Linked DNA regions of Homo sapiens: region 1 is linked to region 2. Evidence: chromatin loops called from intact Hi-C (ENCODE). Cell type or tissue: heart left ventricle. All regions are shown on one strand. Links, peaks and the distances in the headings refer to the core of each region. The heading gives the core; the rest is flanking DNA. Region 1 overlaps TGFBR1 (transforming growth factor beta receptor 1). Region 2 overlaps COL15A1 (collagen type XV alpha 1 chain).

Region 1 (8,334 bases), core at 51-8,050, 110 kb after region 2:
TTGCTTTCCAGGTAAGTTTCTTATGGCTACCCTTCTTCATCATGAAGAAAATTGGTTGGTAGACTTGTAATTATTCATCTCAGACATCACTTTCTTAAATACTAGTGGACTAAGTTCAGTTGGTTTTATGGTCCAATTTTATAGATCAGATCAAGTCTTTTATAAAGCTGCTCCCTCAAAGAACAATTTCTAATCTAACTTAAAAAAAATTGACTTGCAAAGTATACACACAGGTTGCTTTGAAATTTCTTGAAGGGTTGCAAGAATATGCTACATATTCTATCTGTCTTGTCTCGTTTAATTCTCTCTTCTCTCTTTTTTTTTCTTTGACCATGGCTAATACGGCATCATTTAGTTCTCATAACCAACCTTGAATGGTAGTTGTATAGAGTACCAAAACTTCTTACTTATTTGCTGCTTAATTTCCAAACTCTTAAGCCCATTTGTTCCCAGATACAGGTGACCAGTGCTCAGAAGATAACTGTAGGTTTTGATAACATCGGCTCTACCCCAAGATTCTTTTCAACTCTAAACATTATCCAAAGGTGTTAGTATTTTTTCATCGTCTAATCGTAAATATATATATAAAAGAAAGACACTGCTTTGAATGGCACAGATGTAGACTAACAGTAGTTCAGCCACTGAGACTCAAATGATTTTGTATTACCATAAACCCCATCTGCCTGGGCAGGCAGAATTGACACAATTTTGCTCAGATTGGAACCTAGTTCATATCTATGAAAGAAGACCCTCTTTGTTTCCATTTTATAGACCAGGAAACTGAAGTTATGCTGTTAATGAAAGGTGGAGCCTTCAGTTAAGCACTCCAGGGTATGTACTCTTTTCCTATACAAATGCTCCTCTACTTATGATGGGGTCACGTACGTCCATGCTCCTTTCATATAGAGTAAATACATTGTTAGAGCCACTTCAGCAGGAAAGTTTCCTTTCCCTTTTTTGCAAACCATGAGAATTTGCTTCAGATTGCCTTGATTACAGTTTTACTATTTCTTTGCAACTGCAGGCCATTCAGATACTAACAGTCTTTCTTTAACATTATATTTTTAGGTAATTTGAATCTTCCTGACGAGTCCAGTGATAGTTGATCACTTACTATTTGTATTGATTTATACATATATTCATAGCAAATTCTTTTCTTCTAAAAGTTACATAAGCACAGGACTGAAAATTTGTATTAGAGAAAGGAAAAAAACCATCACCAGCCATTATTAACATTTGGCATATCCTGCACCCATGCTTTTTTTTTTTTTTTTTTTTTTTTTTTTTTGAGTATAAAAAACCATTCTTGGGCTGGGCACAGTAGCTCACACCTGTAATCCCAGCACTTTGGGAGGCCGAAGTGGGCGAATCACGAGGTCAGGAGTTCGAGACCAGCCTGGCCAACATGATGAAACCCTGTCTCTACTAAAAATAACAAAAAATTAGCTGGACGTAGTGGCAGGCACCTGTAATCCCAGCTGCTTGGGAGGCTGAGGCAGGAGAATCACTTGAACTCAGGAGGTGGAGTTTGCAGTGAGCCGAGATTGCGCCACTGCACTCCAGCCCGGGCGACAGAGTGAAACTCCATCTCAACAAAAACAAACAAACAAAAAAACAGCAACAAACCATTCTTTAATCATTCTATTTCAGCAGTTTATGAAAGCTAATAAAAGTGTTTAAATTGACAAACAGCTTCAGTTTACAGAGGAAAGAGCTTCAGTTTACAGAGGAAATAGCTCATCTATTCTTAGCAAATATTTAGTAGTGATCAACATGATGAGAAATATAGGAAAAGTAAGAGGCAGTCTTGCTTTTGAAAAAATTGATGCTGAGGAAATATGACTACAGACTCAGTACTAGCAACCACAGGGACTGCTTTACAGAGGAGGTAGGACTTGATCTCTCTGCCTTGCAGGAGGATAGGGCTTTGAGTGGATGTGTGGTGGAAAGGAGGCACTTCTTGGCTGGAGAGGATGGCATGTGTGGAGAAAGAGCATTCTAAGTTTCAGGATTTCTAAGAGGAGAAATGGAAGTTCATGGTGTAAAGGGTGGGCTCAGAGAATTATGGGCCTTGAAAATCAGGAGAGTGGTTTTAATGTGGAAAAAGAATGTCTAATTGTGCCGCAGAGGGAATGGATCAGGGTGGCTACCCAGTTGGTTTGATGGCATTGAGAACGGGGTGAAATGGTGACTGTATGACATTTGAAACAAAGAAATCAGAGGAATTAGTAGTAGGGCCTGTGTGTGGCTGTTCCCTTGCTTGTGTGCTCTTCCCTCACATACCTGCATGGCTTCCTCCCTCACCTCCTGCAAGTCTTTGCTCAGATGACACCTTTTTCTCAGTGAGGCTTATCCTGCCACCTTTTAAAATATTGTCATCATCCTACAGTGCTTTCCTTCTCTGTAACAATACCTTCTAACATACTGTATTTATTTACTTATCATATGTACTTATTTACTGTTTATTGTCTCCTTCCTATCATTCTATGCTTTGTGAAAGTGGATGTCTTCGTTTTGTTCACTAATGTATCTCAAGTGTATGGAAAGTGCCTGGTGCATCCTAGGCACTCAGTAAATATTTGTTGAGTGGCAGTAGGTCTTAGCTGTAAAGAGGTGGAGTACAGAAATTCAGAGTGACTCCATGAAAGAAAAAAGAATGACTCCAAGCTTTTTTAGGCTGGATAATGCCTTTAACTTAATGAGTAATTTGGCACGAGGATTAAGGGGAGACGAATTCTGGTTTAAGCATGTTGAGTTTGAGGTGAAGGTAGCCAAATAAAATTGCTCAGTAGTCAGCAAAGATTAAAAAAAAATGGAACCTAGTTGGAAATGGGAGAGCACCTTAAGCAAAGAAATGGCTACTAGCATCTAGCATTCACCTCATATTCTCTCTCTCTCTCTCTGTCTTTCTCTTTTGGGGGTAGGAGGATTCTAGTGTCCTAAAACGCTACCTTAAATGGAGTTTTTATTTAGACCCTGAAGTCCTAGCTTGTATCTGGAGTCCTGGTCCGTTTGCTGGGATATGGTTCTTTCCTGTTTTGCAGGTTCATGCTATTTTTCCCCCACCTCTCTTAGTAAAGATGTATATATTCAGAATTACTTGTGATCTTCTGGTTGTATTGAAATTAACCTTCAGACAGTGCTGCTTTCTCTGCAGTAATGCGTTTGATCTTTTGGGAGTGTGGTTCTTGGCTGAGATAAAAGAGAGGAAGTTTCCTGCTTGCGGCCTAGGCCTCAGGTCATGGTTGCTGATGTTACAGGTGTCAGCTTTACTATCTCCTGGAGCTCCCTGATGGCTATCCTTTTAAATGCTTTTCCTGTTGTTTTTCTCAATGAACCAAACACTGGTGCAGTTGTATCCCTAGACCATCTCTCTTTTTCTATTTGGATTGATCTAACTTAAGTTTTTCTTTCAGTTTTGAAGGCAGATTAAATTCATGTGACTTGGTTGTCAGAAATTTAATGAAATATTTGTTTATAGGAGTAGTATATAAGCACCAACATATCTGGCTGTAATTAGAGTCTAATCAGTGTATCTGTGACTCACTTTTCAAAAGAGGATAGTTCCTAATTTACCTGATCGTTGTGAAGATAGTGTACAGTAGTATTTACACTTAGTACATAGCCTGACACCAGTAGGTGTTCAATAAAGGGGAATTATTATATATTTAAATAAGTGAAAGAATGTCTTCTGAAAGAAGAAATACATGTCTGTGTAATGAAGAACTAGAATTAATTGGTAGACTGAAAGGCAGAATTCAGCTCAATGTAAGGAATGACTCTCTACCATAGCTGTCAAAATGGAACATTGTAAGGTAGTATGTTCCCTGTCACCCTGGAACTATTCAGGCAGAGGCTAGATAACCTTCTGTCTGAGAAATTGTAGAAGGAATTTCTTACATTAGGTAGGAGGTCGGACTTGTTTATCTCTAAGCTCTGTTTCTCCTCTAAAATTCTGTACTTTTGGGCATAATCCAAGCTTCCTTGCTTACTGGTTTTAGCCAAATATAGTCTAAATATCCCTAGGATTCATGGCTTCAAGATGAGCAGTATCTTGTTGCTCCTGTATTATACGAGAAAAGTTAGTTTATCCATTGATTGGCTTTTATTTTGGTCATTTTCCAAAAAAGGATTTTGGAAGCTTGAAATAATAGCAAATTCAGTAAGACCAAATCTACTGACCACAAAAGATAAGAATCAGTAAGTCAAAAAGGGAAAGAAAAAGAGAACAATTATCCGTAAGTTTAGCTGAGGAAAGCTTTAGAAGTTGAACACAATACTTAGCTCTGAGTTTTCTGGTAACCAAGGCAAGTAAGGAAGACTGATAATTTGCATAGATCTCATTGCCTATCGAGAATTCATGAGGAGACTGCCACCTTCCTTAATAAAGTGGAGCCCCAAATGCCAAGATTGTCATACAGGGAGAATCTCCAAGTGGTAAGGGGTTATTGCTGGATCTGGCAATAATCTGATTCTTGTTCTGAGGCTTCCCCTTTAACACGTATTGAGGGTTCAATTTAGTGCTGCTGCCTCCATCTTTCTTCTCCAGTTTAAGTCTCTGATCCAAGTATGAACACATTAGTCTTTCCCTAATGCCAATGGAACAGCTGATGTAAGGCTAGGACATTTAAATCAAGCTTTGCTAAAAGCTGGAGGATAATGAATAGAGAGCAACATGAAACTATTTAGTCTGGCTTACAAAGACATTTTTCTCATGCCCTTATCTTTTGGTGTGTCTCCATTTGATACACTTCATCAGAGTACTGCTACCAAAGGCAGAGCCAGACATTTACCTTCAAACAGGTGCAAGTCAGTAAGATCCAGAGTGTCTTTGCTTGGGTTTCTTGTTTGAAGAACTGCTTCATTTCTGAGTAATGGACGTTCGGAATGATTACTTTAGGAGAGACCACACTTATCTGAGAGTGTGGCCCTACTGTACTGGTCTCACAGTAATCCCAGTATTCATGGAAAAGATAGGCACGTACATTAGCATGAGGGCATTCTGTGGTTAGAAGCATTCTGATTTCATTGGGAAAAACAAGCTTCTCTCTGTTCTTGAGCAGAAGCTTTTATAGAAGTCTTTGTACATGGGCCATTGAAAAATAAAGTGAACAATTCGGGTTTATCACTCATGATTTGTAAGGATTCACTTTTCCTTTTTTCTGCAGTTGCTGTACTACTTCAGGTCTGTTCCAGTGTTTCCTTGTTCTCACCACCAAGACTGAACCTCCTTATTTTTGTTCATTTGCTTCAGGAAAACCATTCCATCTAGATTTCCTAGGTGTAAACCTCACTGATTACATAATAGTGTATATTTATAGTTCTAGGACACCTTCTTCAGGCATCCTGTTACATTTCTACATTATAAGATTCTTAAATATGCATTGAATTACAAATAGGTCCCCAGGGAAAAGGCAAAAACGAATGGCTTTTTCTGCGAGAAACTAGGACTAATATAGATATTTGGGAGCACTGAACATGGAGGATAGAGTTAAACTTGAAAAGACATACAGAGATAGAAAAGCAGCAACTGCCCTTTCATTTGTATGCAAGCACACGATATATGTATGGGTTTTTTATTTTTTGCTTGATGTATTCATTTCCAAATCAAACTATAATGTGCTCTAATTGGGTCTCTTTGTTCAGCACGTGGTTGTTGATTTGAGTACTTTCTCCAGTTGAAAAACTGACATTTTAATTTTGTTATTCAATGTGTGATAGATTTAAATAAAAACACCCAAGATTGTGTATTGTAGATTTCCTTCAACAATAATTATATATAATTATTTTATCAAAATAAACAAGTTAAAGTAGTTTTAGTTATTTTGTCTCATTTTACATTTGGGAAAAAAATTACAAATCAGGGGCCAGAGTCTGGTCATGTTTGTCAGTGAGGAAAGACAATTTCTGATTGCCAGTCCCACCAAAGCGTTGGCAGATTAACACAGCATTGTAGATTACTTTCCTAGGAAGAGATGCTCCTTTTTTCTCCCTTTCCATTATTTTGCTTTCCTTCTTTCCATGGTGCATTGTCCTTTTGTTTTCTTCCCTCTTATTTCGATGCATGTATAAACTTGAGCCTTTCTGCTCTCACATTCTTTCTCCCCATGATCATAATTGTTTCTTCACTTTATTCTTAAAAAAAAAAAAAAAGGCCACATAAGTATTTTATGTAGATCTCATCTATCATTTAAGTTTTGTCAGATCCAGCCTGCTCTTGCCTTACCATGGGAGAAGGGAAAGGAGGGAGGAGTTTTAAGGGATTTTAGGCATCAGGCAGAAGTCTTAAGGGAAAACTCTGCGAGGACCAACAGGCTCAGAATTAGCTGTGCATTGCAAACAGATGGTGTGTCCCTGAGGAAATAGCGTAGTTGCCCTAAGCAATTGGGTGCTTCCATCTGATTTAGCTTAGTCTCTGTAACTGGGAAAAAGGAAAATCTTATGGAAGAAATGAGTATAATCACCTGTGAACCATTCTAAACTATTATCTAGAGACTAGTGATTATTGACTTACATATAGATTTCATAATTCTGCAAGATAGTCTTCGGTGTTGTATCATCAGTTATCCAAGGTATAAATAACATCAAGACCCTTATGCCTCTGAGCCTGATAGATCCTTATCTTTTAATAACCAACCCCCCACTTTCTTCAGTAGCCATGATGCTACTGTATCAATGCTACCAGCAATTGGAAACCCATATTCCTAATGCCAAGTCTCGGCATGTAGATTTTGAGGTCTGAAAACTTTATTAGCTTGGTTACAGTACATCTCAAGCCTAAGTTTTCATATACACATAGTTTAGTCTCAAAGGGCAAATGTTTCCCTGAAAGGAGTTCAGTCAACACTAGATGCTTATATCTTTAGGCTCCAAGGGAGTCCAAAATTTAATGATTAAAAATATTATAAAAATGCAAATATAGAAATAATACAAAAGCTCCTTCCTTTTGGTGGGCTTTTCTGTCCTTGCTTGGTTCAATTCAGCTGTGTTCTTCTAGGAGACTGCAACCACAATTTAACTGCTTTGCTTTGGTATTTTGTTTGACAAGGGAGATGAATGTTTCAGATGAGACGGAGTCTCACTGTTGTCACCCAGGCTGGAATGCAGTGGCGCGATCTTGGCTCACTGCAACCTCTGCCTCCTGGGTTCAAGTGATTCTCCTGTCTCAGCCTCCCGTGTAGCTGGGATTACAGGCATCTGCCACCACGCCTGGCTATTTTTTTTTTTTTTTTTGTATTTTTAGTAGAGATGGGGTTTCACCGTGTTGGCCAGGCTGGTGTCGAATTCCTGACCTCAGGTGATCTGCCTGCCTCGGCCTCCCAAAGTATTGGGATTACAGCGTGAGCCACCGTGCCCGGCCTTCAATTTTTTGCTTTAAGTTAGAATCCTGTTTGCTTACTTTTTCTGACCCAAATGTTTTAAAAATGTTTTCCTGTGTTTTCATTTAAAAGATTGGTTTTACCTCTCACATTGAGATGTATCTGGAGTTGGTTATTTATTATGGTATGAGATTTTTATTATTTTTAAAATACGGATATCTGGTTGACTCAGAACCATTTATTGGTAAAACCTTTTTTCCCCCAGTGTACAATCACCTTCATCATAAATCAAGAGGTTGTATATGTGAGGGTCTGTTTCTCTGTAATCTCTGTTCTGTTTGCCCATTTGTCCTTGTGCCATTACCATACTGTCTTAATTATTATGATGTTAGGAGTCTTGATATCGAGTAGTGTTAAGTCTTTCAAAGATTGCTTTGGTTATTCTTGCGATGTTGTTTTTCCATATAAATTTCAGAATCAACTTGTCAGTTCCCACTGAATAAAAAAACCCTGTGGGGATTCTGATTTGATTTTATTGAATCTACAGATCACTTTATGGAATATTGACCTCTTTACAGTATTGAATCTTCCAGTTAGGAACTTGTCACTTTTCTCCATTTATAAATACATTTTAAAATTTTATTTTATCTCCTTTGTAATTTCTATCAATAAGTAATATTTTTTAAGCTTTCTCTGCAGAGGTCTTTACCTGTCTTTTGTTAGGTTTATTCCTAGTTTTTAGATTTTTAAAAAACGTTTTCTATTTATTACTGGTTTAAGAATGATTTTTTAATTTAATTTTTTTTGGTATAGTGAGTAACCTTATATTAGTGACCTTGCTAGATTGACTAATTGATTCTAATAGTTGATCTGTAGGTCACTTTTGGATTTTCCATGTACATAGTTGTCCTCTGCAAGTAATGATAGTTCTGTGTCTTTCCAGTCTATCTTCCTTTTGTTTATTTCTGACTTACTACACTCAGACTTCTAATACAATGTTGAGAAGTAGTGATGG
Region 2 (8,334 bases), core at 63-8,062:
GGACTCAAGGTGATTTCTCTTTTTGCTCATCTGTACTTACAGTGTTTTCAATAACAAATATGGAATATTTATGTACTAAATATAAAGGTGTGCTTAGCCCTTCCATGCATTTTCTATTTCCTGCCTTCAAGTAGTTCTTTATTGTCCTCATTTTTACAGAGGAGGAAGCTGAGGTTCAGTGAAGCTCCATGACTTGCCCAACATAACTAAGCTTATAAGTGGAGAGCTGGGATTTGATCCAGGTCTGACTGTAAGAAATGAACTATTAAATTCTAAATGATGGGGCTTCCAAGAATCCTCCTTGTTCCATGGACCAGAAATTTTTTGATTTACTAGATTCTGAATTAAGGAAATAACCTTCTGTTATTAGTCAGGAAAGGTAAGTGATGCTGCAGTAACAAATTAACCTCAAAAATCTTAGTGCCTTACAAAACAAAGATTGGTTTCTTGTTCATACCACGAGTTCAACACTGATTCACAGGATTCTTCCATGCACCCCCAGCCCCTTTAGCTTAGAAAGTGATGAGGCTATCTGAATGCTGACAAGCGCTGGGTCCCGCGAGCTGCTGCTTGGGTCCAGGGGTGATGCTGTGACTTTTGGAGCCCATGCTAGGATTTCTGCGTAGATCACTGAAGCACTCTGTGTTTCTGTTGGGGTTTTGTTTGTTTGCTTTTCTCTAGTTGGTAATGTTGGTTAAGACACTGACTGGCTTTGGAAAAGCTATATAGATGCTGAAGTTTCCTCGGAAGGAACCACACCCGTCTTTCATTTTCATAGGTGTTTTCATATCTGGCATTGAATTTATATGCAGTTTATTGAGTGCAGCCTGGTTCATTCATTTGTTCACTAATTCATTCAATCATTCCCTCCTCTAACAGATCTTTACTGGGCACCTCCTCTGGCTGACCTGGGATTTGGGAATCACAGAAATGTGGTCCCTGTGCTCAGAGAGCTTTGGCTGAGATGAATAGTCTCACTGTCAAGTGAACAGAATCTAATGACCTCTAGTAGGCACCTCTTTCAGGCCCTGGGAGGTGCAGCCATTGCCCAGGTAGACACCAAGTGGGGCCAAGCTTTCCCCTTGGTTTATTCAGCATCTTGTGGATATATTATTTTCTTCAGTGATATTCTCTGTCATTTCTTCTGCTTTACTGCCAAGTAAATCATTTTGCATCTCATTTTTCCTCCCTTCAGCCCAAAGAAGCAAAAGTTGAACCCATAAACACACCTCCAACTCCATCCTCCCCCTTTGAAGACATGGAACTTTCTGGTGAACCTGTACCCGAGGGGACCCTGGAAACCACCAACATGAGCATCATCCAGCACAGCAGCCCCAAACAAGGCAAGTCCGGATGCACATGCCTACGTAGTGGCCTTTTATTGGGTGATTACTATGTGTCCAGCCGGGGCCATGTATGTAACATACAGAATCTCATTTAACCTTCCCCTCAACCCTTTAAGAAAGGGTGAGAACCACCCTCATTTTACAGACAAGAGGAGGAAATTGAGCCACAGAGAAGTTAAGTAACCCAGCCAGGAGCAAACAGCTTGTGAATGGCAGAGCTGGCATTTGAGCTCAGATAGCAGATCTTCTAACCCCCAGATCTGGAGCTTCTAACTCCCAGATTCTATTCCTTCTGGGGTTTAACAGAAAAGTTTGTAATAATCCTTGCTCTTTGTTGAATACCTACAGTGTGCCAAGTGTTTGGATATTTTGTCTCCAACACCGACAGCATACCGCCTACTCAGTAGCACTAGCCACTATTTTATAGGTGGAAAAACCAACACTTGGAAGAGCTAAGTCCAGAGTCCCCACCCATTCTGACTTTTGCCACAAACTCCCCAACTCTCAGAGGATCAGCTAAACTCCTGTGTGGCACAAGTGAGAAACTGATGGCCAGAGAGGGGCCAGTTACCCAGCAAGGCAGCAGCAGTCCCTAGGAGAAGAGCTGGTCCCCTGGCTGCCCATCCAGGGCTCTGGCCCCTGCCTCTTGTCCCCCTACCTGTGCAGAGGAGCACTGGTAAAAGCCCAGGCGTCAAACACTATCCCCCAGGCACTAGCTTGGCATATGCCCAAGCCCTGAGATCGCTTGTGGTTTCTGTCATTTCTCAGAGGGGCCGTCACTTCAGACTGAAGATGTAAGTACAAGATCATTCCTGGCAGCACTGTTCTTAGGAACAAAAATAACCCAAACTGCCCACAGTAGGGATTGGTCGGCCAAATTCTATTTCATTCATACATACAGCCCTGACACTGGTGATACAGAAGATTTAATGACCCAGGGACATGCTCGTGGTATATTCCACCAAAAAAGCAAATTCCAAAATTATGTCTATGACCCTAATTTTGAATATATGTTATTTATATCTATTTACATATAGCTATGTAGAGCGATGTGTGTGTATTAGATACATCACATATTAGACGTAATATTCATCAAAATGTTATAAGCAGTTATCTCTGAGTGGTAGGATTATGGATGGTTTTTACTTTTTTTATTGTACTTCCGTATTTTATTAATACAAGTCTTCTACAATAATACATATCACTATTCTTTTTGCTTCTGCCATCAGTTAATGAGTGTTATTTTAACAACTAAATTTGGGGAGTCTGTGGGTCAGAGAAAGTATAGAGAACTGGAGAGAAAAAATTGTAGGATAATTTAATAACGTCATGACAGAGCCAAGGAGGCAGGGTGTTGCTGTGGAAATACTGCCCGCTGGGGAGAGTCAGACAGCTTGGAAGGAGGCCCTGCCTAGCCCCCTATTTGCTGTCGGCCTGGGGCAAGTTGCTGATCAGTTTCCAAGCTTCAGATTCCTTAGCCGTCCTCTGGGAGCATGAACAATCCCCGATGCTGGGTGGATGAGAGGGCTGAATCTGGCCGCAGTTGTGGAAGTGGCTTCTGAATTGCGAATGCTTTTCTCAGGGGTGGAATTAGGATCTCTCAGCAAGGGGTTAAGGTGAAGGGGCTGGGGCGAGGGCTTTCCTAGACTGAGAAGATGAGGTCCACGTGGGGACTGGGCTCTGATCCCAACGCAGCTCGCCTGTTCCCGGGATCAGCCACACTCCTTATCTAGCAGACAAAAGGTCAGTTGAAAGCAATGGAGCTAGCCAAAGTGTCCTTTTCTTCTTGATGTGTAGACAGCCCGGATGGTGGGAGAAAGCCCTGGCTAAGCAAAGCCCCTAATATTTGCATTCAGAGCTTCCCTGACACCATCGTGACCCGTGGAAGGGGCCACCCCACCTCCTTCTTCCCAGGGGTCAGTCCTTGGAGGACAGGCAATCGGCTGCTTGCACGGCACCCCCTGGTGGTCAGAGCAGGGAAGACGAGAGTGCTCGACCCGTGCTGGCCACTCTTCCATCACAGGATGGGACAGGAGTGGGTGGGGAGGGGGGCAGAGTCCTTTGGAGGATTTGGCACCTCTTCCAGAGTTATTGTGACCATGGGACCTGCGTGAGCACAGCGTGTGTGGGAAGGGCCTGGCCCGGGGACAGGCTGACCTGGCTTCAGGGCCCTTCCCAGTCTCAGTCTCATTCCCAGGGTTAATAATACTGAGGTATTGATGTGTGGATCCGGCAGGTCACACCTGTCATGGGGTGATAGTGGGATCCCCAACCAGGATCTGCCCACCTGCAGGAAGGTGGTGGGAGGGGTCCCGGTGGGCAGGACAGGTGGGCCAGCAGGAGGGTTGCTGGAGGGAGTGCATGGGACAATCTTGGCATGGGCCCAGCCATAACAGGCGTGCAGTCATGGTAGTACAACTTCTTTTTCTTCTTCTTCTTCTTCTTTTTTTTTTTTTTTAGACAGGGTCTTGCTCTGTCACCCAGGCTGGAGCACAGTGGCACAATCATGGCTCACTGCAGCCTTGACCTCCCAGGCATGAGCTCCCTCCTTAGGCTCCTGAGCAGCTGGGTCTACAGCCACATGCCACAATGCCTGGCTATTTTTTTTTATTTTTAGTAGAGATGGGGTCTCGCTATGTTGCCAAGACTGGTCATGAACTCCTGAGCTCAAATGATCCTCCTGCCTTGGCCTCCCAAAATACTGGGATTACAGGCATGAGCCACCATGCCCGGCCAATGAATAAGTTTTCTTTGCTTCAAAAATCCATTTGCGTTTTTTTTTTTTTTTGAGATGGAATCTCACTCTGTCACCCAGGCTGGAGTGCAGTGGCACAATCTCAGCTTACTACAACCTCTGCCCACTGCAACCTCTGCCTCCTGGGTTCAAGTGATTCTCCTGCCTTGGCCTCCCAAGTAGCTGGGGTTACAGGCATGTGGAATCACACCTGGCTAATTTTTGTATTTTTAGTAGAGATGGGGTTTCACCATGTTGGCCAGGCTGGTCTTGAACTCCTGACCTCAAGTGATCTGCCCACCTCGGCCTCCCAAAGTGCTGGGATTCCGGGCTGCTTTTTAAATTGCAAAAGAAATATATGCATGTGGGAACAATTAAATTAATGCTCAGTTGTATAAACCAGAAAAATAATAGTTTCCTCTTCTTACACTCCTATCTTCTGGAAAATATCAGTACTAAACACTGTGGTTTAGCCAAGTATATAAATATATAAGCACATACATATACATATACATATACATATATGTATATATTATGTATGTCATAATCATTATTACATAACATGAATATGTTATATATATAATAATGATACGATATCTATACTCATACTTTTTTTTTCTATTTTACACACGTAAAACCATATCAACAATGAACATTTATCAATTGCTTACTATATGCCAGGGGCTGTCCTCAATGCTTTATTTGCATTAACTTACTTAGTCCTTGTGACACACAGTACTCAAAACAACCCTATGAGGTAGGAATTATTGTAATTCCCCATTTCTAGATAAGGAACTTGAGGCAGAAGTTGAGCGACTTGCCTGCAGGTGGTGCCAGAGCCTGGAATGGAAACCACACATGCTTTGCCATGTATGTTGTTCTGCAACTTGTTTTTTCCCCCTCTTGACCCTGTGTCATGGTATCTGAACATCTTTCCAAGTTAGCTGGTGAAGAGATACCTCATTCTTTTCCAAGACTGCAAAATGTAGTTATTGATAGCAGAATGCCTGCTTCCTGTAGGGTCTGGTGAGATCCTGAATGACACACTGGAGGGGGTTCATTCTGTGGATGGTGACCCCATTACTGACAGCGGCTCAGGGGCTGGGGCCTTCCTTGACATTGCTGAAGAAAAGGTGAGTAGATGGTAAATTTCATTTGATTAGTCAGTAGTAGGCTTGTTTGCTTATTTCAAACTTGGTGATGATTTTACTGAGCACCAGAGAGAACCACAAGGGTTTTGGTTGAATAGCATCAAGATTGCTTCTGTCCTCATGGTACAGAGGAGGTCAGAGTCCCAGGGCCACAGAGGCTCTCCAGGGATGCACAGGACTGGTGGGGGATATGCAGTGCAAGCTTGTCCTCACACTTGCCTGTGATGAGCGAGCGTCCAGGCCTCACCAATGCAACCCCGCCCTCCTGCTCAGTTGTGAAGGCACATAGCTTTATCAGCCCTTTGAGTCCCCTTCAAGACAGAATCAGATTAACTGCAGGTGTGTTCATGCTATTGTTTGGTAATTGGCTTTTACACCTGCAAAGCCAGTTTTTGAAATGCTGGGCTCCCTAGGGTGCAAAATTAAAGCATAAATAGTTTTCTCACAATGGCCCCTGCTGAAAACCCACAACGCCAGCTCATTCCTTCCCTTCTCCTGGGATGAAAACTTAAGACAGTTCTCACAGCTCTCTCAGTCACTATCTGGTAACAGTCAATTTTCACAGATATTTAAAAGTCAAGCCCAGCATAATATCAAAAATTCAACAAAATTACAAACACAGTTTCCCCCCTTCTATACTCAGGCCTACTGTAGACTAGGAAACTGCCAGGAAAGGGAAGCATGGTTAGGGGTTTCCTCTCTATTTTCTTACTTCTCTCTCCTCCTTATCCTCATGATCTCCCCATCCTCTAGAGCTATTTTTAACATCTGCAGGGGCTGGCCCACCTGGAGAAATGGACACAGTTGTACTTGGCTGGTCAAATTGTGATCTGGGCTTTTGGTGTGGAAGATGCCTGATTGTTGGAACTCTCTCTTATGGGGGCTTTTGTGGTTCCTGGGAGGTCTTCCTGCAGGGGACCTAGGATCAAAATTCCATAGTTTGCCTTGTAACTTCTGCCCGGGCTTCCACCCCATACAGGTTGCCCAGATCTTCTGCGTGGCTCTTTGAGTACAGCCCATTTCAGCCAGCTCCCTTTGGAGAGATTTTATCTTGTCTATCTCCAGCAAAACAACTGCAGGACAAATACCCCTCCCTTCTCCATCCCCCTCCCCTCCTCTCCCCTTTCCCTCTCACCTCCTCCTTCCCTCCTCTCTCCTTTTATTCCCTCCCTTCCTCTCCTCTCCTCTCCTCTCCCCTTTTCTCCCCTCCCCTCCTCTTCCCACTTCCCTCCTTTTCTCTTTCTCCCTCACCTCCCCCTCCTCTCCTCTCCCCTTCCCCTCTCTTCCTTTGTCCCTCTCTCCCAACTCTGAATCTAAAGGGCTCCCTCCTTTCACCTTTTGTCTCCCTGGAGAAAATCAGACACCAGTCCCTGAGCCTCCCAAATTCCAGGAAATACATACCCAGCTCACCAAATGGTTTGGAGTGAGTAGAGGGGAGGAGAAGAACCGCAGTACACTGAAAATTCTTTCCAAAGGAATTCTTGCTCTCCAGGCACTCAACCCCAAAATGAGTCCTGTATGGTTTCTTACACAGCCTAGAGGTAGGAGATGGGCAGGAGCTGGTAGAACGGGTGCCATTTCCTTGTTTTAGCATGGGGAGATTACCTGATGCCTGTGAAATTGCACTTGCCCTTTGGGGCTTTAGCTGACGCTGAGTTAGAAAGAGTCTCATTTTAACATCCTGGGACCTCAACTTTCCTCTAACTGTTTTTTGAGACAGTAATTCTGCAAGGATTTAATATATTTTATGAAAAAGGGGCTCTGTGGTCAAATGACTTTGGGAAATGCTGCACTCTACATTCCTCTTTTTATAGATTCTGAGAAATCCTGCAGCAAGGAAATCTTTTTAACTTTGATTAGCCTGGTGTTTTTTGTAACCAAAAGAACCACATTTTTGCAATAAATAAACAAGCTTTGGGAAATGAAGATAGAACATAGTTTGCTGTCACCAGCCCCAAAGCTGCTCTCTCTTTCCATTTCTCCCATTGCTATGAAACCTTCAGAGAATCTGCCTGTGCATTCCCAAAGGAAACTGAGTCACAGGGAGAGAGAAGAAGCAGGAATGTCTCTGTCTCCCAGCCTAGAGAAGGCTGAGGAGGACAGAGGTGCTGCCTACACATTTCTGAAGCATCTTCATGGGCAAAGACATTGTCTAATGCCTTCTGGATGGGTACATGGGGAGGTCACAGGGAGGCAATGGGTTTCAGTAGAAGTATCTAGAGCTAGACCAGGCTGACTCAGGAGCAGTGATTTCCGTGTTAATGGAGGTGCAAACCAATACTGGGAATCAAACACCAGACATAGGTGCCTGGGCAGTCTTTCCCATCCCTGGATTTATGAAACCATAGATGTGAAAGTCCTTGAGAGAAAGAAGCTACAGAAATGCAGGTGGCTGGAGAAGGCTAGGCAGTCTGTTCTCACCAGCCACAGGCATGTTGATGGGAGCCCAGAGACATGGTCTCTTGTGATGCCTTTGTTTTCAGAATTTAGCAGCAACAGCAGCGGGGCTGGCCGAGGTGCCCATCAGCACTGCTGGAGAAGCAGAGGCCAGCAGTGTGCCCACCGGGGGACCAACCCTCTCTATGTCCACGGAGAACCCAGAGGAAGGGGTCACTCCAGTAAGTAGCTCAGAGCGCAAGCTCCCCTTCACCTGTGTCTGGGGTTGTGGGTTGTGTTGGGTGGGAGCAGTCACTGGCTTTCCCTATGTGTCTGTGAAACACAGTGACAGTCTCATGGGGGCAGTCTGTCGGAGTAAGCACTAAATAGCATTGACCCATTCAGTGGCGGTGTGCAGAGCCCTACACTGTGCTGGGCACTAGGCCTGGTTTCAGGGATGGATAGTAAATAGGATAGACGTGATTCCTGAAGACAGGGTGGTAAGAGGGGCTGTGGTCAGTGGTAGGTGAAGCACAGGATGCCCTGGGAGCACTGAAAAAGGGGCCCAGAGCCCAGACTCGGGGGCACAGAAGTTTCCTGGGGAAAGGATGCTGAAGGCGGGCCTGAGAGGGTAAGTAGAAGTCGCCTAGCAGAGGGGGTGGAACAGGTGTTTCAGCAAGGTGGGCTGGCAGGAGCAAAGGCCTGAAGCCTGAAGAAGGGCAGCATA

What was found. A loop is a pair of places that touch in the nucleus more often than their neighbours do. Peaks named below come from ENCODE experiments on the same cell type or tissue, not always from the same donor. Only the 100,000 strongest peaks of a DNase experiment are listed, where the experiment ranks them.
Region 1: it touches region 2 in a loop (2.3-fold over the local background); 15 of 110 quality-filtered maps call a loop at or near these places.

The regions. Positions count from the first base shown.
Region 1 is chr9:99,110,038-99,118,371 of GRCh38, forward strand. All of the region lies in intron 1 of TGFBR1 (transforming growth factor beta receptor 1), which reads left to right. Among named protein-coding and RNA genes, the nearest start is that of TGFBR1, 9.1 kb to the left of the region's middle. In heart left ventricle, for the core only: no CTCF peak of the experiment used is centred there; no DNase peak of the experiment used is centred there.
Region 2 is chr9:98,995,739-99,004,072 of GRCh38, forward strand. It overlaps COL15A1 (collagen type XV alpha 1 chain), which reads left to right. Exons shown (of 42, transcript NM_001855.5): 6 at 1,196-1,343; 7 at 5,101-5,213; 8 at 7,715-7,849. Among named protein-coding and RNA genes, the nearest start is that of COL15A1-AS1, 55 kb to the left of the region's middle. RefSeq lists enhancers at 2,555-3,311, 3,312-4,067. In heart left ventricle, for the core only: CTCF peaks have their summits at 3,330 (motif pointing left) and 4,909 (motif pointing right); DNase peaks (open chromatin) are centred at 2,054, 3,023, 3,303 and 4,915; H3K27ac peaks cover 3,815 bases.